2 separate regions of the Homo sapiens genome follow, and region 2 is linked to region 1. A link is an interaction called in ENCODE POLR2A ChIA-PET data of the cell type or tissue named here. Cell type or tissue: GM12878. All regions are shown on one strand.

The links. Peaks named below come from ENCODE experiments on the same cell type or tissue, not always from the same donor. Only the 100,000 strongest peaks of a DNase experiment are listed, where the experiment ranks them.
Region 2: POLR2A ChIA-PET joins it to region 1 with 9 read pairs; 2 of 35 experiments call an interaction of 5 or more read pairs at or near these places.

The regions. Positions count from the first base shown.
Region 1 is chr5:134,024,330-134,029,329 of GRCh38, reverse strand. It overlaps a transcript of VDAC1 not described here. Among named protein-coding and RNA genes, the nearest start is that of VDAC1, 22 kb to the right of the region's middle. In GM12878, a CTCF peak has its summit at 2,569; no DNase peak of the experiment used is centred here; H3K27me3 peaks cover 190 bases.
Region 2 is chr5:134,640,567-134,645,566 of GRCh38, reverse strand. No RefSeq gene overlaps it. Among named protein-coding and RNA genes, the nearest start is that of SEC24A, 5.7 kb to the left of the region's middle. In GM12878, no CTCF peak of the experiment used is centred here; a DNase peak (open chromatin) is centred at 2,226; H3K27ac peaks cover 1,978 bases.

The sequences.
Region 1 (5,000 bases):
TTACCCCACATATTTTCTGTAGGTCAGGAGTTCTTGGGTGACTCAGCTGTGCTGTTAGGCACAGAGTCTCTCATGAAGCTGCAATCAAGAGGTTGGTCAGGGGCAGCCATCTGAAGGCTTCGCTGGGGCAGAAGGAGCCTCCTCCAAGGTGGCTCACTCACATGGCTGGCCAGTTGGTGCTAGATGTTAGATGGGCACCCACTTCTGTTTGCCTAGGACTAAGAGGTTCCCTAGGATGTGGGACTTTCAGTGTGAAAACTGGAACTGTCCTAGACAAACCAGAACGATTGGTCACCCTACTGCTGCTAGGAGGGCTCAGTTCCACCCAACATGGGCCTCTTCCAGGGCTGCTTGAGTGTCCTTATGACATGGCCGCCATCTTTTCCTAGGATGAGGGATCCAGGAGAGTGCTGTGGTCCACATTCAAGGACAGGGGAATTAGCAACTGCCTTCTGAAGGGAGGATTGTCAAAGAATATGTGGACATATTTTAAACCTTCCATACTGTCCCATCTGATTGGGCAGATGATACAGGGCCTAGGAATCTGTACTTGGCTGAGGGATCAATGATCCCTGATGTACAGTCACATTTGCCTACCAGTGGTTTGGCTGGCCGCAAGGTCCCTTCCCACTGTGAAATGACGGTCATCCCACCTACCTCAGGAGGCATTCACGGGAGGGAAGGAGGAGGAAGAGCAATGCCAGGCCAGAGGAATTAGTGAGCTGAGCATTGTTAGATGACTGGATGTTCCCTCCCACAGAAGAAATGAACAACAGTTAGAGAACCATTTAGAAAATCCTCAGTGCAATGAAACATTGAACACTGTTATAAATGATGATCACCAAGCCTACATAGCAACATGGAAGAAAAAACTCACAATACAAAATACACACTCAGGGCAGGGTGCAGTGGCTCACACCTGTAATCCCAGCACTTTGGGAGGCCAAGGCAGGCGAATCACCTGAGGTCAGGAGTTCGAGACCAGCCTGGCCAACATGGTGAAACCCTGTCCCTACTAAAAAGACAAAAATTAGCCAGGCATGGTGGCGGGTCCCTGTACTCCCAGCTACTTGGGAGGTGGGGGCAGGAGAATTGCTTGAACCTGGAAGGTGGAGGTTGCAGTGAGCCGAGATGGCACCACTGCACTCCAGCCTGGGCAACAGAGTGAGACTCTGTCTCTAAATAAATAAATAAATAAATATATAAATGTATACACACACTCAAAGGATGGCTAAAATGCTATAGAAATACCTGGACATGGCCAGGCACAGTGGCTCATGCCTGTAATCTCAGCACTTTGGGAGGCCAAGGCAGGCAGATCACCTGAGGTCAGGAGTTTGAGAGCAGCCTGGTCAACATGGTGAAACCCTGTCTGTACTAAAAATACAAAAATTAGCAGGGTATGGTGGTGGGCGCCTGTAATCCCAGCTACTTGGGAGACTGAGGCAGGAGAATCGCTTGAACCTGAGAGGCGGAGGTTGCAGTGAGCCGAGATCACACCACTGCACTCCAGCCCGGGTGACAAGAGCGAGACTCCATCTCAAAAAAAAAAAAAAAAAAAAGTAGGCAAGATCTGGAAATGAATTTATTATACCAAAAATAACAGAGTTGCAGTCATGGTAGGTGGGCAGGGAGAAGATCACGGGTAATTGAAACAAATGAAAGTTAGTGTTGGTTGTGTTGTCTTTTCAATTAATGTGGGTGGCTCGTTCTTCAGACCTTAGCTCAGCAGTCACCTTTTCAGAGGCTTTTCCAATCTTCTTTGTTTAAGTTGGTCCCCTCTGTATTATTCTGTGTCTCAGTCCCTTTTTTGTCCCACCCTGGCACTTGTCACATTTGCAAATACTTTGTCTCTCCCTGCAGCCTGAGCTGCTGGAAGGAAGGCAGGGAGGGGCTGTCGCTCTCTTGTCCCCCATGTTCTCTCCAGGGCCCGGCACAGCGCCTGCACACCTTGCTGCTCGGGAACTGGTCATGAAGCAGTGGGTCTGAGGGAGACCTGCAGGTGAAGGAGGCAACGGGAGCCCCTCTCATGGCTGCTGATGGGGCGGGAGAGGGAGGAGGGCTGGGATCATCCTATCCAGGGGCCCCTGATCCAGGGACGTCTCAGCACTTTGCAGGCCATTGACTCTTGAGAATCTGATTGAATCAGTGTTTCTCAACCTCATCACTGTTGATATCCTGGGCTAGACATTTCTTTATAGGGCGGGGTTGGGGCCTGTCCTGTGTAAGATGCTTAGCATCACCCCTGGCCACCACCTGGCAGGTGCCAGTAGCAACACCTCTTCCCCAAAGCTGTGAAGTTAAAAACATCTCCAGATATTGTCAAATGCCCCTGGGAGTCCAGGGCCAGGTTGCCCTTGGAACTGGGTCAGAAAACCAGCCTAACGCTCTAGTGGGAATGAAATCTTTGCAGCTCAGGCTTAGAAGCATTTCTTCAGCAGCCTCAGTTTCCACATCTGTAAATGAGGGAATCTGATGCCAGTTTCACACAGGGGAAAATCTGTCTTGAGAATTTACCTTTGTGCAGATCCATGCAGGCTTGGGGTGACGGGCTTGGAGAGTGCTGCCACTTGTTGGTGAGTAGGTGGGAGTGCACCCATGGCTCATTAAGCTCCAGTCCACAGGGAGGCAACTTGCCTGCCAGGTGGAATGCAGCTGGCTTGGCTGGTAAAGCCCTGGCTCTAAGACTGGGCCAGGGAAGCCGCAAATAAGGCCAGCTAGGGTGTGTGGCAGCCAGGGGAGTCAGTGGGGATGGGACATTTTTCTATCATTTTGATCAAATGTTTAGTGTTTTTTTTTTTTTTTTTTTTTTTCTGAGACGGAGTCTCGCTCTGTCACCCAGGCTGGAGTGCAGTGGCGTGATCTTGGCTCACTGCAAGCTCCACCTCCCGGGTTCACGCCATTCTCCTGCCTCAGCCTCCCGAGTAGCTGAGACTACAGGCGCCCGCCACCACGCCTGGCTAATTTTTTGTATTTTCAGTAGAGACAGGGTTTCACCGTGTTAGACGGTTAGCCAGGATGGTCTTGATCTTCTGACCTCGTGATCTGCCCACCTCGGCCTCCCAAAGTGCTGGGATTACAGGCGTGAGCCACCACACCCAGCCATTTAGTGATGTTTAAAAAAAGTTGGGCCAACTTTGTTTATTTCCCTCTCCCTTTTCCTGCAGATGCAGAGATCCCTCTCCCTTAGAATCTCTCTAATTCAGGGCTTGGATGTTCGGATTTGCATGAGGGCAGGGAGTGTGAGGGTTGGAATCATGTCTAGCTGCTTGCCCGGCAATGACTCCCCGTGGCCAGACTGGTGGTGATTCCAGGCAACTCCCTCCCCCAGGCCAGGCTCGGTGGAAAAGGCAGAAGGTTGGCACTGCCCATGGCAATCCAAACTCACATCTTTCCCTAAACCTGCCCCTCCTCCAACCCAGTAGAGGCTGGGCCAGACCCTGAGTTCCACAGCTAGAAACATCACCTCCATTTGGGAGGCTGAGGTGGGAGGATCGCTTGAGGCCAGGAGTTCAAGACCAGCCTAGGTAAAATAGTGAGACCCTATTTCTATGAAAAAAAATGAAAAGAAACTTAGCTGGGCATGGTGGTGTGCACCTGTAGTCCCAGCTAGTCGGGAGGCTGAGGTGGGAGGATTGCTTGAGCCCAGGAGTTTGAGGTTGCAGTGAGCAGAGATTGCGCCACTGCACTCCAGCCTGGGTGACAGAGTGAGAACTCAAATAAAAATAAATAAATAAATAAGAGAGAGGGAGAGAGGGAAACATCACCTCCATCACTGAATCCTACTGGCTCTACTTCCTAAATAAGTCCAATTCATCCATTTCCCCCACCCCTACTGCTGCCCTCACCTCAATTTGAGCCTCTGATATGGTCTAGATATTTGTCCCTTCCGAATCTTATGTTGACGTGCGAGTCCCAGTGTTGGAGGTGGGGCCTGGTGGGAGGTGTTTGACTCATGGGGGTGAACCTCTTATGAATGATGAATGGCTTGGTGCCCTCCCTATGGTAAAGAGTTATCATGAGATCTGATTGCTTAAAAGAGACCACAACCTCCTCCCAACCCCATGCTCCCTCTTTCGCCATGTGACGTGCCTGGTCCCCCTTCACCTTCTGCCATGAGTGGAAGCTTCCTGAGGGCCATGCCAGAAGCAGATGCTGGCATCATGCTTCCTGTACTGCCTGCAGACTGTGAGCCAATTAAAGATCTTTTCTTTATAAATTGCCCACCCTCAGGTATTTCTTTATGGCAACACCAAAATGGACTAACACAGCCTCCCTCATCCCACGCCTGGGACAGGGCAGTGGCTTGGCTTCACCATGCTGCTCCATGTGGTGTTGGCTGGGGCCATGCATGTGGCTGCCTTCAGCTGGGAGCTTGGCCAGGGCTGGAATCTTCTAGATGGCTTCACTCACGTGTATGGTAGCTCAGCTGGCTAGGGGGTAGGGGAGTGGGTGCAGAGGCAGCTGAGCCTCTCTCTCCAGCAGAATAATTGGACTTCTTACTACCAGTGTGGGTCTGGGCTATAAGAGCAGAGAACAGAATCTACCTGGCTTCTAAGGTCCAGGCCTAGCACTGGCACAGTGTTCCTGCAACCACATTCCACTGGTTAGAGCAAGCTCTGAGGGCAGCACAGCTGCCCAGTGAAATGTGAGGTGAGTAGACTCCAGCTCTTAAAAAATTTTTATTTTGCTGCAGTCATTTTATTTATTTACTCTTTTTTTTTTTTTAAGTTTCTATCTCTTGATGAGAGAAGTGGTTGGGAGGAATTAGCCAGGTTTTTTTTTTTTTCTTTTTTTTTTTGAGACAGGGTCTCACTCTCTCGCCCAGGCTGGAGTGCAGTGGTGCAAGCTCGGCTCACTGCAACCTCTGCCTCCTAGGTTCAAGCAATTCTCCTGCTTCGGCCTCCCAAGTAGCTGGGACTACAGGTGCCCACCACCACACCTGGCTAATTTTTGTATTTTTTGGTAGAGACAGGGTTTCACCATGTTGACCAGGCTGC
Region 2 (5,000 bases), 620 kb before region 1:
AGAGATTTTAAAAAGTAGTCTAGTTGGTTAAATCAGGTTAAATCAACATAAATAATTTTCTAATAAGTAAACAATGCTTTCTCTAAAATTTGTTCCACCCCTAAGTTGCTATGTTACTGTTCGTGTCCTCAAAGCAATGATTAAGTATTTCAAATGGTTTTTACACTCTCGGTGTAATCAGCACTACAGTATTGAGGAGAGCTGGGCATGGTGGCTCACGCCTATAATCCCAGGACTTTGGGAGGCCAAGGCAAGTGGATCCCCTAAGCCCAGGAGTTGGAGAACAGCCTGAGGAATATGGCAAAACTCCATCTCTACAAAAACATACAAAAAATTAGCTGGGCATGGTGACGTATGCCTGTAGTCCCAGCTGCTCAGAAGACTAAGATGGGAGGATCGCTTGAGCCTGGGAGGTTGATTGTGCTACTGGACTCCAGCCTAGGCAACAGAGTAAGACCCTGTCTCAGAATACATATATACATATATATAGAGAGAGAGAGACAGAAGAAAAACAGCATTTGTCATCTGCCTAACCTTTGGGATAGTAGGAAGGTAAGTTTAAGTAACTGAGATGGGACAACATATTTTAAAAGTTTTCATATTAAGTATTATCCACACAATATCAAATCATTTGATGACTCATTTAAGTGTGGCCACAGAAATATGAAAAAATTATTGGTGATAGCAATTATAACAATTGCTCTTGGCCAGGCGTTGTGGCTCACGCCTGTATTCCCAACACTTTGGTAGGCCAAGGTGGGTGGATCACTTGAGGTCAGGCATTCGAGAGCAGCCTGGCCAACATGATGAAACTCTGTCTCTACTAAAAATACAAAAATTAGCCAGGCATGGTGACGGGCGCCTGTAATCCCAGCTATTTGGGAGGCTGAGGCAGGGAAAATTGCTGAACCTGGGAGGCAGAGGTTGCAGTGAGCTGAGATCTTGCCACTGCACTCCAGCCTGGGCGACAGAGGGAGACTCTGTCTCAAAAAAAAAAAAAAAATGCTCTTACCAATTGTTATTGATATTTCTTTGTTCAATTACCTGTATGTACACTACACTACTATACATTTTTCTAAACTGATGTCAGTAATATATTCTACTTTTTTATCTTTATTGTCCAGAAAAACAGAATCCTTCTGCCATATATACAACCTTCATAAGGCCATTATATGATTTTCTGCATATTTTCAGAGCCTTCAACCCTAGTTAAGAAAATTGTAGGCCCAGGGCAGTGGCTCACGCCTGTAATCCCAGCGCTTTCGGAGGCCGTGGCGAGCAGATCACAAGGTCAGGAGTTTAAGACCAGCCAGTCCAACATGGTGAAACACCTGTCTCTACTAAAAATACAAAAAATTAGCTGGGCGTGATGGCAGGTGCCTGTAATCCCAGTTACTCGGGAAGCTGAGGCAGAAGAATCATTTGAACCCAGGAGGCAGAAGTTGCAGTGAACCGAGACCACGCCAGTGCACTCCAGCCTGGGCAACAGAGCACAACCCCGTCTGAAAAAAAAAAAAAAAGAAAGAAAGAAAATTGTAAAGAACAAAATAAGTGACAAGAAACTGTTTCAGTAAGGATATAAACATTATACTAAGAATATTCCATTACATTTGATTATTTAGACTCAAAACTGGGAGACAGGCATTTCTAATAAAATTTGCTGATATGCAGAAGTGGACTTAGGCTCACACCAGAGCTCCTTTGCCTGCCTGCTCATGACTGTTGCATTTTCAGGTGATAAATAGGATCAACTTGCTTTACTTTTCAGGAAGGGGTAAATTATTTTGGGTTCTTTAATTATTAAAAATACTGTTCGGCCGGACACAATGGCTCACACCTGTAATCCCAGCACTTTGGGAGGCCAAGGTGGGTAGATCAAGAGATCAGGAGTTTGAGACCAGTCTGGCCAAGATGGTAAAACCCCATCTCTACTATAAATACAAATATTAGCTGGGCATGTTGGCAGTTCCCTGTAATCCCAGCTACTCGGGAGGCTGAGGCAGGAGAATTGCTTGAACCCGGGATGTGGAGGTTGCAGTGAGCTGGAATCGTGCCACTGCACTCCAGCCTGGGGGACAGAGCAAAACTCCGTTAAAAAAAAAAAAAAAAAAAAAAGACCGTTCCATTTCTATTTCAAACAAAGAACAGTTTCAGTTACAAACAGGTTTATAAGAACAACAGTTTTGTTTACTGAAACTCTTTTGGTTCCATTTTAAGAACAGTTCCTTTGGCCTCATTTGCTTCTGACAGGACAGCTGTTTGTATCTGAAGTCAGCAGCTCTGAAGCTACATCACAAGTACATTCATCCCCACCAAGCCTGAAAATCCCATTGCTTTCTTTGAAAACTTCTCATTTTTATGTAGCTCTTACCATTCTTCCTGCCCATTCTGGTTACTTTTCATCATCTTGCACTTGAACTGTTGGGAATGAATCGCCTTCTGGATTGCCTCTAATCCATCCCACATGTTGAATTGAGTTCCTTAACCACTGATTCCATTTTTACTTTCCTATACTCCCAGATCTGTGATTACTCCCTCTGCTTGCTCCATCAAGTTAAAATTTTTCTGCATGACTTTTCTCATCTCAAGCTAAGTAAAATCCAGAGTGCTACCCCGGCCCCACGTGACCTGGCCTTGCTACCTCTTTGACTTCCACACTCCTTCCCACTCACTCCACTCCAGACACATTTGCTATTTCTCTAGCTATTCAAGCACAAGCCTGCCATTACACTTATTTCTGTTACTTGGGATACTCTTCCCCAAGACATCTAGGGAACTCAAACTCACTCCTTTAGGCCCTTGTTCAAATATTACTTTAATTGAAGAGGGCTTCTCTAAATATCCTACCTGACACAGCTCACTCTGTGTTCCTCTTACTCTGCTTATGTTTCTTCATAACACTTATTATTGTTATATATTTGTGTCTTTTTTATTATCTTATTTGATAGAGATGAGGTCTCACCATGTTGCCCAGGCTGCTCCCAAACTCCTGGCCTCAAGTGATCCTCCTGCCTCAGCCTCCCAAAGTGCTGGGGTTATAGGCGTGAGCCACTGACCCTGGCCCTATTCGTGTCTATGTGTCTATGTTTATCTTTTTTCTTTTTTTTTTTTTTTTTGAGATGGAGTCTCGCTCTGTCGCCCAGGCTGGAGTGCAGTGGCGCAATCTTGGCTCACTGCAAGCTCCACCTCCCAGGTTCACACCATTCTCCTGCCTCAGCCTCCCGAGTAGCTGGGACTACAGGCGCCTGCCACCACGCCCGGCTAATTTTTTGTGTTTTTAGTAGGATGGGTTTCACCGTGTTAGCCAGGGTGGTCTTGATCTCCTGACCTTGTGATCCGCCTGCCTCGGCCTCCCAAAGTGCTGGGATTACAGGTGTGAGCCACCGTGCCCAGCCTGTTTATCTTTTTTCAATGGACCATAAGTCTATACATAGCCTGTGAATTCCAAGGTAACCATGTCTGTTTCCCTGTTAGACCGTCAGTGAGTAGAGACCAAGGACTGTGTCTTATTCACACAAGTGTGGGTATTCTCAACACTTGGCTTGGGGCCTCACACTTAACAGGTACAATATTCAGTAAACATTTTTGAAGGAATAAATTTAAAGTGTCTTTATCTTCCAGACTTCTGACAATTTTAATTTTGTTTTCTTTTTTTTTCCTTTTTAGAAACAGGGTCTCACTCTGTCACCTAGACTGGAGTGCAATGGCGTGATTATAGCTCACTGTAGCCTTAACTTCCGGGGCTCAATTATCCTCCCACCTCAGCCTCCTGAGTAGCTGGTACTACAGGTGCACACCACCACACCCACTAATTTGTGTATTTTTTGTAGAGACGGGATTTCACCATGTTACCCAGGCTGGTCTCAAACTCCTGGACTCAAGCAATCAGCCTGCCTCGGCCTCCCAAAGTCCTGGGATTACAGGCATGAACCACCGCCCAAGGCCTATTCTAACTCTTTTGACCCTCATTAATTCATTACTATAAGTTACTATTGCACTTATAGCCTAAACCACATCACTAGCACTTGTTTCTAAACTATGTTGGTCTAAGTTCTTTTTTTTTTTTCACTTGAGTGCTTAGTAATGAGAAGTCTCAAGTTCTTTCAGGTTCTCGACTGTTATGTTATATCGTGATAAGGCCTAATACTGTAGTTGAAGTAGTGCCAGCCCCTGTTCAGGCCCAGCTCACCCGGGAAGGGCTAGAGGTACAGTATCAAATGCCAATTCTTTTTCCTTTTTTCTTTTTGAGACAGAATCTCATTCTGTTACCCAGACTGGAGTGCAATGGCGCGATCTCGGCTCAATGCAACCTCCGCCTTCCAGGTTCAAGCGATTCTCCTGCCTCAGCCTGCAGAGTAGCTGGGACTACAGGCGTGTGCCACCGTGCCCAGCTAATTTTTTTTTTTTTGAGACAGAGTCTCGCTCTGTCACCCATGCTGGAGTGCAGTGGCATAATCGTGGCTCACTGCAACTTCTGTCTCCTGGGTTCAAGCAATTCTCCTACCTCAGCCTCCCGAGTAGCTGGGATTACAGGTGCCCGCCAACACACCCAGCTAATTTTTGCTTTTTTTTTTTTTGACGGAGTCTCACTCTGTCGCCTGGGCTGGAGTGCAGTGGTGCTATCTCAGCTCACTACAACCTCTGCCTCCCGGGTTCAAGCGATTCTTCTGCCTCAGCCTCCCAAGTAGCTGGGATTACAGGCGCCTGTCACTACTCCCACCTAATGTTTTGTATTTTTAGTAGAGACCGGGTTTCACCATGTTGGCCAGGCTGGTCTCAAACTCCTGACCTCGTGATTTACCCGCCTCAGCCTCCCAAAGTGCTGGGATTACAGGCATGAGTGGCTGCCCCCAGCTAATTTTTGTATTTTTAGTAGAGATGGGGTTTCACCATGTTGGCCAGGCTGATCTCGAACTCTTGACCTCAGGCCATCCACCCGCCTTGGCCTCCCAAAGTGTCTTTTTCCATTTCTAAACCCAACTATTTATCTACAGATACCC